Regions from separate parts of the Homo sapiens genome. Here regions 2 and 3 are each linked to region 1. Evidence: chromatin contacts called from ENCODE Hi-C or POLR2A ChIA-PET data. All regions are on one chromosome and are shown on one strand. Each heading gives the region's core, a stretch centred on a gene start or an enhancer-like site at or near the end of the contact. The rest is flanking DNA. Distances are from core to core; before and after follow the strand shown.

Region 1 (3,294 bases), core at 471-2,970:
ATACATCAGAGTACTTGCTTGCCTTCAGAATAATTTCAAAGGTTGTATGAAGTCATTTACATAGCTTTTTTTTTTTAGAGTCTCGCTCTGTCACCTAGGCTGGAGTGCAGTGGTACAATCACTGCTCACTGTAGCCTCGACCACTTGGGCTCAAGTCATCCTCCTGCCTCAGCCTCCCTAGTAGCTAGGACCACAAGCGTGGGCAACCACGCCCGGCTAATTTTTACATTACTTGTAGAGAGTGAGTCTCCCTATGTTGCTAGGCTGGTCCCGAACTCCTGGGCCCAAGCAATCCTGCCTCCACCTCTCAAAGTGCTGGGATAAGCAGCATGGGCCACTGCCTCCAGCCTTGTTAGCTTTCATACTTCTAATTATGTTAATAGTATACACTTGTAGTATAAAAAAATATAGTAATTAAAAACTTTACCAAACAGATTTTAAAACTCTAATATTTTAATAATCAGATACAAAGTATTATGTTACGTTTCAATTTGTAAGGTGCTAGTAAATAACAATGGAAAATGACATTTTAATATAGATTATGGCACTTAATTAATGTGTATTATTGTGTAATATTAAAGGTTGAGATGAGAATCAAGTATTCTAAAATGACATCAAAATGTTGACTCTAAAGAAAATAGAATATGAAATGTTTTCTGAAGAAATGTCTGAAGAAACATTTCATTTCCATGTTCTAGTTTTATTTAAAATTAATTTTTTGATGTAGAAATTATGCTTTACTAAATTAATTATAATGCTTTCACCATAAATCTAGCACAGATATTCATTAACTTCATCAGCAGACCCTTAGAGGAGAAAAATATAAAATGCATAACTCTAATAAACTCGGGGAAGGTATGACAAATTTTGCAAGGATAAAGAGACATTACAAAAAAGCCCGAGGTTTAAGTTTCCTAAGAGAATTGCACTGAGACCTTGAACTAGTGATCAGATTTCCTACAGCGTCCTGGAAAACCTGGTACTTTCGAAGTGAATTCTATTGTTCATTTCATCAGGTTTTCATGGTTTTTTTGTATTTTATAATTTATTTTAAATTTAGGGCTCCCAAGTGTTTGCCTCATTCCCCTATGTTGGCAGCACTGATAATCCGGCCTTCGTTTTTGTGTGAAATAGGCACAGACGGAGTCTGAGAGCAAAAAAAACCCCACACAAACAAAAACAAAATGTTTGCGCAAGGCTGAAAGCCGAGCGAGAGCCCAGCAAGTGTCTCTGTTGAAATTCTTTGGGGTTTGCAGGGACCAGCCGGGCCGAGGCAGCAAACTGCCTGTTCCCCACGCACCCCAGAAGGGTCCGCGTGCGAGGAAATACCAGCGACCTCCGGGGCTAGGGCTTCCGTGGCGCAGGGTCAGCGAGGGATGAACCCGGGAAGCCACTATGGGCCGCTGCTCCAGCCCCGGGAACGCAGAGCACCGCTGGCTAGCAGGCTCAAGCTTCGCCAGGGACACACCGACCCGGAAGTGCAGTCGCCCCCACCGCAAGTATTTCCGCTTCCCTCCGCAAGTCCCCGGCGCGGTCCGGCCCCCAGCGGCTGAGCAGCCCCCTCCCAGACTGCGCACGCACCTGTGTTCACTGCGCCGGCCTTTCAGCTGTTGGAGAGCGGAGACCAGGACCTGCTGGCGCGCAGTGGCGGACGGACAGTAGCCCTGGAGCCCGCGGGTCCTAAGGTCCCGCGCCGCGGCCGTCGCGTCCTGACCCAGATAGCGGAGGCGCCGGGGGAGGAGCCCGCGGCCGCTCGGCCCCCCGCTCCCGCCCCCTCTCCCTCTCGTGGTGGGTTCAACTCTACCGGGACTGGCGTTGGGTGCACCTTTTGCAAAATAAAATTGCACGTCGCGGGGCGCCTGGCTCGCGCCGGACCGTGTGTCTCGGCCGTCGCCTCCCTTCGAAGCCGGTCGGCACCTTTTCCCCCGCCTGGGCTCTGGGCCTCCGCGCTAGCCCCAGCGCGTTCCCTCTCGCGTTGCTGCCACTCCGCACGCCCACCGCCAGCTCGCTTCGTTCCGGCTCTCAAACCCACTCCCTCTCCCCTAGTTAAACCTTTTTCTGTGCCCTTTCTAGGCACAACCTTGCACTTTACTCCTCACGACTGAATTAAAGGCAGACGCCTTGCACTAATTACTGATATCTGCAGCCCCGTGTTCATAGCTTTATCTCACGTTTTCTTTTAATGAGCAATTTTGACAGCCTCTTCCTTCTCCCCGCCATTCCGAGTTGCCTTTAGATGAAAGCCGCTGTTTTTTCAGATGCCTGACATTTAAGGTTTTACCCAGCTTTCTGTGGTTTGTATAATGAAACTAATTCTGCTAAATACGCTCTTAAAAACTGGGCCGGGCGCGGTGGGTCACGCCTGTAATCCCAGCACTTTGGGAGGCTGAGGCAGGCGGATCACCTGAGGTCAGGAATTCGAGACCAGTATGGCCAACGTGGCGAAACCCCTGTCTCTACTAAAAATACAAAAAATTAGCCGGGCGTGGTGGTGGACGCCTGTAATCCCAGCTACTTGGGAGGATGAGGCAGGAGAATCGTTTGAACCCGGAGGCAGAGGTTGCAGTGAGGCGAGATCGCGCCACCGCACTCCAGCCTGGGTGATAGAGCGTCTCAAAAACAAAAACAAAACAGTACATACACTGCTTCTGTATTGTCCGCACCTTGAGTATTACTGCCTCAAGCTTAGGTTTGCATAACATTAATCTCTAAACTTCCCACCAATATATTGAGCAGAATTAAAAATGGGTACACTCTTTCTCAAAACAGCAACAGCAGACAACACCCATAAAGCCATGAAGAATCCAGAAGGCTTGTTTTGCAATCCATATACTACTGTTTACGGATAGGGATTCAGGGATTCTATAGGCTCTTTAAGATGATTTTTTGAGCTTCAGGCAAGCCGCATTGAAGAATAAGTAAGCCTGGCCATGGTCATTTTATTAAAAGTAATTTGTAGCAGGGCGCAGTGGCTCACGACTGTAAGCCCAGCACTTTGAGAGGCTGAGGCGGACGGATCACTTGAGGCCAGGAGTTCGTGACCAGCCTGGCCAATATGATGAAACACCATCTCTACTAAAAATACAAAAATTAGCCGAGTGTGGTGGCGCACTTCTGTAGTCCCAGCTGCTCGGGAGGTTAAGGCATGAGAATTGCTTAAACCTCAGAGGCAGAAGTTGCAGTGAGCCGAGATCGGGCCACTGCTCACCAGTCTGGGACAGAATGAGACTCTGTCTCAAAAAACAAGAGCAAAAACCTAAGTTGTATTTGGAAAAAGAGCAGATTAATCTTTAA
Region 2 (3,294 bases), core at 303-2,802, 380 kb before region 1:
AACTGCTATTTTGAATTCTCTGAAAGGTCAGTTATCTCTGTCTCTCCAGGATTGGTCACTGGTGCTTTATTTCAGTTTGTTTAGTGAGGTCATGTTTTCTTGGATGGTCTTGATGCTTGTGAATATTTGTTGGTGTCTGGACATTGAAGAGTTAGGTATTTGTTATAGTCTTTGCAGTCTGGGCTTGTTTGTACCTGTCATCCTTGGGAAGGCTTTCTAACTATTTGAAGGGACTTGGGTGTTGTGATCTTGGTCACTGCAGCTGTATCTGCATTAGGGACATTTCAAGCCCATAATGCTGTGGCTCTTGCAGATTTGTAGAGGTACTGCCTTGGTGCTCTTCGGTAAGATCCAGGAGAATTCCCTGGATTACCAGGCAGAGACTCTTGTTCTCTTCCATTACATTCTCCCAAACAAATGGAGTCTCTGTCTCTGTGCTGAGCTGCCTGGAGCTGGGGGAGGGGGTGACACAAGCACCATTGTGGCCACCATCCCTGGGACTTCACTGGGTCAGACCTGAAGGCAGCACAGCAATGGGTCTTGCCCAAGGCCCATTGTGACTATTGTGTGGTTATTGCCTGTGGTCAGTCAAGGCCCAGAGGTTCTACAATCAGCAGGTGGCAAATCTAGCAAGTTCCCTCTGGCCTTGGGTGGGTCCAGAGATGCTCTCTGGTGATCCGCCTGCCTTGGCCTCCCAAATTGCTGGGATTACAGGTGTGAGCCATCACACCTGGCCTTTGTCTCCTTTACTCAAGCAGGAGACTCTCCTCATAGCCACAACATCTGGGAATGTGCTGGGTCACACCTGAAGCCAGCACATTTCTGAATCTCACCCAAGGCCCATAGTGAGTACTGCCTGGCTACCACTACTGCTTATTCAGAGCCCAGAGGCTCTTGAGTCAGCACGTGATGAACCCTGCCAGGACTTGGTCATACCCCTCAAGACAGTGGGTTCCCTTCCAGCCCAGGGTGTGTTTAGAAATCTTGTCTGGGAACTGGGGACTGAAATTGGGGCCTTAGGGCTCTGCCTTATGCCGCATTCTACTTTGGCTGAGCTGGTATCCAAATTGCAAGACAAAGTCCTCTTTACTCTCCCCTCTCCTCTCCTCACGCAGAAGGAAAGACTCTCTCTCAGAGCTGTGAACTACACTGCCTGAGCTTGTGTAGGGGGAGTGACACTAGCAGTCCCTTGGCTGCCCCAGCTGGAGTCTTACTATATCATATGCACCCCAGGTCCACTGGCTCTGAGCCCAGCCCAGCACCAGGACCTGCCCAGGAATTGCAGTCCTTGTGGCCTAGATGGCCTTTCAAGTTTATTCAGGACCTCAGAGCACTGTAGCCCATGGTGGCAGGACTGGCTGCCTAGGGCTGGTCTAAATTCTTCCTCCATGGGTGCTGGCTGAGTTCTTTCCACTGTGGCAGGGCAGCGCTGAGTTTCAATGCAAAAATTCCACAGTCACTGCTTTCGACTTCCCTAAGCACATAGATTGTCTCTCCACACCATGTGGTTGCTGCTGAGAGGATGGGGGAGGGGTGGTGTAGGTGATTCAAGACTGTTTTTCACATCCTCTTCAGTGCCTCTTTCAGTGATCTGAAGTTAAAACCAGGTACTGTGATTGCTCACCTGATTTTTGGTTCTTATGAAGGTGGTTTTTTATGTAGATAGTTGTCAATTTGATATTCCTTGGAGGTGGTGATCACTGGAGGCTTCTATTTGGCCATCTTGCTCTGCCTCCTTCCCAGTTATGAATGAATCTTGTCAGTGGAAAGTTGAGATGAGCCAGGCACGGTGGCTTATGCCTGTAATCCCAGCACTTTGGGAGGCTAAAGTGGGCGAATCACCTGAGGTCGGGAGTTCGAGACCAGCCTGGCCAACGTGGTGAAACCCCGTCTCTCCTAAAAATACGAAATTAGCTGGATGTGGTGGCGCATGCCTGTAATCCCAGCTACTCGGGAGGCTGAGGCAGGACAGTTGCTTGAACCCAGGAGGCGGAGGTTGTGGTGAGCTGAGGTCGTGCCGTTGCACTCCAGCCTGGGCAATAAGAGCGAAATTCCTTCTCAAAAAAAAAAAAGAAAGTTGAGATGAAAGACCCTATATGGACTTCTAACAAACTCTTATCTTTTCCTTCTTACTCTTAAACCACAAATTAGTTTTTTTTTTTTTTTTCCTTCTTGAGCTGAAATACAATTTAAGCTGGTCAAAGTAAAATACTGGATAAAATTGTTTCTTCAGCTGGATGTGGTGGCACACACCTTGTAGTTTCAGCCACTTGGAAAACTGAGGCAGGAGGATCACTTGAGCCCAGGAATTCGAGGTTGCAGTAAGCTGTGATCATCCCACTGCACTCCAGCCTCAGTGTCAGTGTGAGACCCCATCTCTAAAGAAAGAGAAAAAAAAGTTTTTTAAAAATATTAAAACACTGGCAATAGGGGGTAATTGTGAATTTCTTTTCATAAAGAAGATGGCATTTTATATCTAACTTTGAGTTATAACTTTTATGTTATATTTGTTATAGAAATACCTAGGATATTATTTAGCAGCATATAATTTAATAATATTGAGAATAGGGTTAACTTTGTTGGAATAAGGTGATTTTTAAAGCCTAGAATTTACTTTTAATGGTGTTAATTATTTTTATATTTAATGACTTTTCTTTCTTTGGGGATGTGGAGCCAAATTGCATAATCCGTCAGTCTAACAAATCTTCTCCCTTTTTAGGCTTACATCAAAATCTATCAAGGAGAAGAACTTCCACATCCAAAGTCCATGCTTCAGGTAGAGAGAGAGAGAGTGATATGTGTTGTACATATACTTATTTATGAGGGAGAATAAAAATCTTTGCTTTAGAGAGAAATGCTGAAAATGGGGGGTGCTTTTTTGCATGCAAACACATTTTGCTTAAGGCCGTATGTGTCGTGGGTCCTAAGGTTTCATACAATTTTTTTTTTGTAACTGCAGATTGTAGGCCTTCCATGTGTCCAGGCCACCAGAAATAAGAGTCCTCAGTACCTTCTCTTCAGATGCTCAAAGTATAGGAAAATTTCTATTTGATAAGATGGCTTGATGTGGGCCTCTCTGAACTAAGCTGCTTCTATTCTGAGTCTTTGACAATGAATGTTGTTTGGAATAAGTCTTATTTTTATTTGGTGTTAATGATTTAGAGCTACTTCTAGTGAATATAGTCTCACTTCTTTTTCTGTCTTTCAAATGGTGGTCTTTTGGGACAGTGTCATTTTACCCCATTCATATTTTAAAACATTTACTACTTTAGGCTATTTTTCCATTTTATAGTA
Region 3 (3,294 bases), core at 553-3,052, 270 kb after region 1:
ACTTTGCCCTCCAAGGTAGTATGGGTTAAATGACCATAATCTGAATTTCTGGACAGTGTCAGCTTATTATTTGGGATCATTTGAAATTACCATTACCAGAACTGGAGTACTGCATAGAATAATTGCTGACTTAAATATTAATATTTTGTGAGCAACTGAGAGCAAGTTCCTTGCTTTTGAGCAGAGATTAGAATGAATATCCTGGCTGAATACTGCTGAAAACTTCAGAGTCAAGTTCTCTTCCTGTATTGATATTGTCCTTGCAGCATCACAGACCAAGTCAGATCCATTAGTTATGGAAACACGTGAGCAGTTCACAGCAATGGCCTTATCAGAGATTCACATCCATGAAACTAGAGTGCCTGCCTGGGTGCTTCTGACCAGCCCTGGTGCCATGTACAACACGTCCTGATAAATGAACCAGGCATGAGAGGACTTGCCCTCCTCCTGCCTTGTTGTAACTGCCAGAGTTCTATGTCCACATTGAGTCTTCCCCAGTAACTCATTTTTATAGGAAAAAAGGTCCTAATGGCCTCTGTTCAAAAGTGCAGACTTGGTGCTATGTGAGGTGGACCTTCTGTCTTCCAATTTTGCTTCTAAGAGATCTTTCAAATTAGATCCCATAAAAATGAGACGTGTACACAAATTAGCACTGAGTCTCACATATGGTATTTGTGGGTCTGTATATAATCAGGGTTGTAAAAGAACAATAAATTCAAGCTGTAGCTGAATCACAAATGAAAGTCCTTTAAAATAATGGAAGGTGAGATGTATCAGACTTTGAATGGGTCTTTAAAATACCGCCTGCTCGTTCTGGCTAAGTTCATTTGCATAACAGAGCTCAGCAGCTGGGGAGCCAGCTAATAGAGTTTCATAGTCTTGAAGCTTAGAGCTATGTCCTCAGTTTAGATGATATGGGGAGAGGGTAAGAATCTAAAAATAGAAAAGGCATCTTCTTATCTTCTCAAATGGGTGGAGTTAAACAGACTGAAAATATGAAAAGCATCCCCTTCGGGTTACTGGGTGCTTCTGGTTACACTGATTTCCGCCTTAGAAATTCAGCATTGAACTTAAATGAAAATCTAACACTATGGGGTTTTTTTCCCCTTCAATTTTAAAATTATTCAGAGAAGCACTCCTACAGAGGTTTGTAAAAGGATTGACATGAGCGTCCACATTGTAGTAATATTTTAGTGTTTCTGATCCCAAAGATTGGCTGGTCATTTCTATATTAGTAAGAAGACTGCCGTGTTCAAAGAGAAAGCTTCTTCAAGGGAAAGTCCGTGTGCGTTTTTCTATGGAAAAGTGACATGGGACTACAAGGAAATTGGCAGTGATCGTGTTCCCATACAGGAAACTCAGAATAAATGGGAACGTGAACACCTCCCTTCACGCACTGTCAGGGAGGCGCAGGGTAACCGCCCTCCCCTCTGTGAGAGCTTCATCCCATGGCCATACTTGCTGTCCCCTCCCCACCCCAGCCCATTCCATCTTTTGAGAAACCTGAGCTGTTACTTGGAGGAGCCAAAATCTTTCCTTGTAGTTTCTGCTTGGTAGCTCTAGGGCCTCCCAGAACAAGTTAATTCCTTTTCATTACAATTAAATGAATCCTTCAGATCCCTTAAGATTAGTTTTCTCTTTCTATGAGTTCTCTTTAAGCTGCTCTATTCCTTCAGCCTCTTCTCACATGTCCTAATCGAGCTCCTTCACTTCCTCCCATTTGCCTCCCTCTGAACATGCGGGGACATGTTCCAGGTAGCCTTTATCCCTTCTAAATGTGGAGCCTAGGATCATGTTCTGGGCGCTTGGCACAGTGGAATTATTATCTTCTGGTTGGCAGCAGAGAGACATAGCCCACAGATGGTTGGGGGTAGGGAGGCGGCGGAGGGTACTTGGCCGAGTCATCATCCTCCCCTAGGACTGTTGGTTCCAACATGCAGGAGGAGTCGCTGGATACTCTGGCATGGGGCTCAGATGGTGCAGTAGTGCAGTGGTGCCGTGACTGGCCGCATAGTGCGACTGTGCTGAGGCAAAGCGAAAAGTGATCAGAAGCTGGAATGTCCCTGAAGGATGTGACAACCGAGCCAGAAAGGGGAAGTCGGATGCAGGCTCACTTCCTGCAAGGAGGAGAAAAGAACAGAGCCGCAGGTCCCTGGGGGCAGTAGCACCCCTCAACCCACCTGCCCATTTTTATACATGTGTGTTTTAAATTAACACTGCAACCTGTTTTGCAGGATGCAATTTTTTTTTTTTTTTACTTTTTCTCTCCACTAAGAATTAATCTAAAAACAATTAGTAGGCAAACCAAACATTCCTTTAAAATAAATGGAATTTTAAAAATATCCCAACTCCTTGGTTCTTTTCAGAGTCCTGTAAGTTGCCAGTGCATCAACTCTAAGTAACTTAGGAGCTGATTTTTCTGTCTGTCATTTTTTAAAACCGCTTGATTTTCCCTTCCTCCTGGCTGCTGCCCTGTTTTGATATTTTCAGCATCATTCTGTTTGCCAAAAAGATGGTAAGAAATGAAGCAAAGCACCGCTTCAGTTTTTTTCTTAACCAAATTATTTATTACTGCTGTGATTATTTCTATCATTATCACTGTCATTTACGCTTCAGTCAGTCACAAGAAACTAGAATTGTCTAGCCTAGTGCAACCCGGCTCTCTTCCTTCCTTATAAAAACCAGGGCCGTAGCTTCCTCTCCGGTCCTTTTGTGTATTGAAACTCTTGGATTTCTCACACAACCTGTAAGGGAGCATGTCCGTTCTCAGCAGCACTGTGCCCACCTGTCTGCCTGCCACATGTGTTCTCTCTGACCTGCCACATGACTGACTGGCAAGCTGGACCCTTTTGTTGGCAAATCTTTTCTCTCTAGTGCCCCAGGAACTAGAGCATTTGTTTTTAAAGGAATCTAACTTCTGAGATGAATGTTATCTCCAGTGTTATCTATGAAGGGAAAGAGGAACAAACCATGATCCAAGAACTAGGAGAAAGTTTGTGGAACTAGAAAGAAACCAGGAATAATTGTGGGAAGTTCAAATTTCAGGGTCAAGGTTTTTGAGAAAGGGCTAACTATAAGAACCTTTGTCTGTCTTTTAAGATTTAGGTAAGATAGTGGGAGTAGAGAAATGCAAGAAAACTAGAGAGCCAGGCATGGTGAGGCTCATCTGTAAGCCTAGCTGCTCGGGAAGCTGAGGCAGGAGGATCACTTGAGGCCAGGAGTTCAAGACCAGCCTGGGCAACATGGCAAGACCCCTTGTTCTAAAAAAAAAAAAAATTGTTTTTAATTAGCTGG

The links. A loop is a pair of places that touch in the nucleus more often than their neighbours do. ChIA-PET counts read pairs that join two places held with the same protein, here RNA polymerase II (POLR2A). Pooled maps may share reads with other maps.
Region 2: POLR2A ChIA-PET joins it to region 1 with 15 read pairs in activated naive CD4-positive, alpha-beta T cell. The contact joins the enhancer-like site here to the promoter of RMDN2 in region 1. A Hi-C loop is called at or near these places in 1 of 50 pooled maps. POLR2A ChIA-PET finds 5 or more read pairs at or near these places in 3 of 52 experiments (PC-9, T-cell and activated naive CD4-positive, alpha-beta T cell).
Region 3: a map of B cell shows a loop between it and region 1 (5-fold over the local background). The contact joins the enhancer-like site here to the promoter of RMDN2 in region 1. A Hi-C loop is called at or near these places in 1 of 168 maps with a recorded cell type or tissue (B cell), 1 of 37 single-sample maps with no recorded cell type and 2 of 50 pooled maps. POLR2A ChIA-PET finds 5 or more read pairs at or near these places in 6 of 52 experiments (A549, AG04450, BJ and 3 more).

Annotation. Positions count from the first base shown.
Region 1 is chr2:37,923,713-37,927,006 of GRCh38, reverse strand. It overlaps RMDN2 (regulator of microtubule dynamics 2), which reads right to left and starts at 1,720. Exons shown (of 11, transcript NM_001170791.3): 1 at 1,582-1,720. RefSeq lists a silencer at 1,666-1,905.
Region 2 is chr2:38,299,754-38,303,047 of GRCh38, reverse strand. ATL2 (atlastin GTPase 2) reads left to right here. Exons shown (of 13, transcript NM_001135673.4): 10 at 2,720-2,776. Among named protein-coding and RNA genes, the nearest start is that of ATL2, 76 kb to the left of the region's middle. Within about 2 kb of position 1,552, at least 2 of the 41 ENCODE cell types and tissues checked have a DNase peak (open chromatin) inside an H3K27ac peak, as active enhancers do.
Region 3 is chr2:37,652,724-37,656,017 of GRCh38, reverse strand. The region is part of intron 1 of CDC42EP3 (CDC42 effector protein 3); the gene reads left to right. Among named protein-coding and RNA genes, the nearest start is that of CDC42EP3, 17 kb to the left of the region's middle. RefSeq lists enhancers at 1,010-1,069, 1,737-1,946. Within about 2 kb of position 1,802, at least 25 of the 41 ENCODE cell types and tissues checked have a DNase peak (open chromatin) inside an H3K27ac peak, as active enhancers do; they include B cell, where a contact is called at or near this core.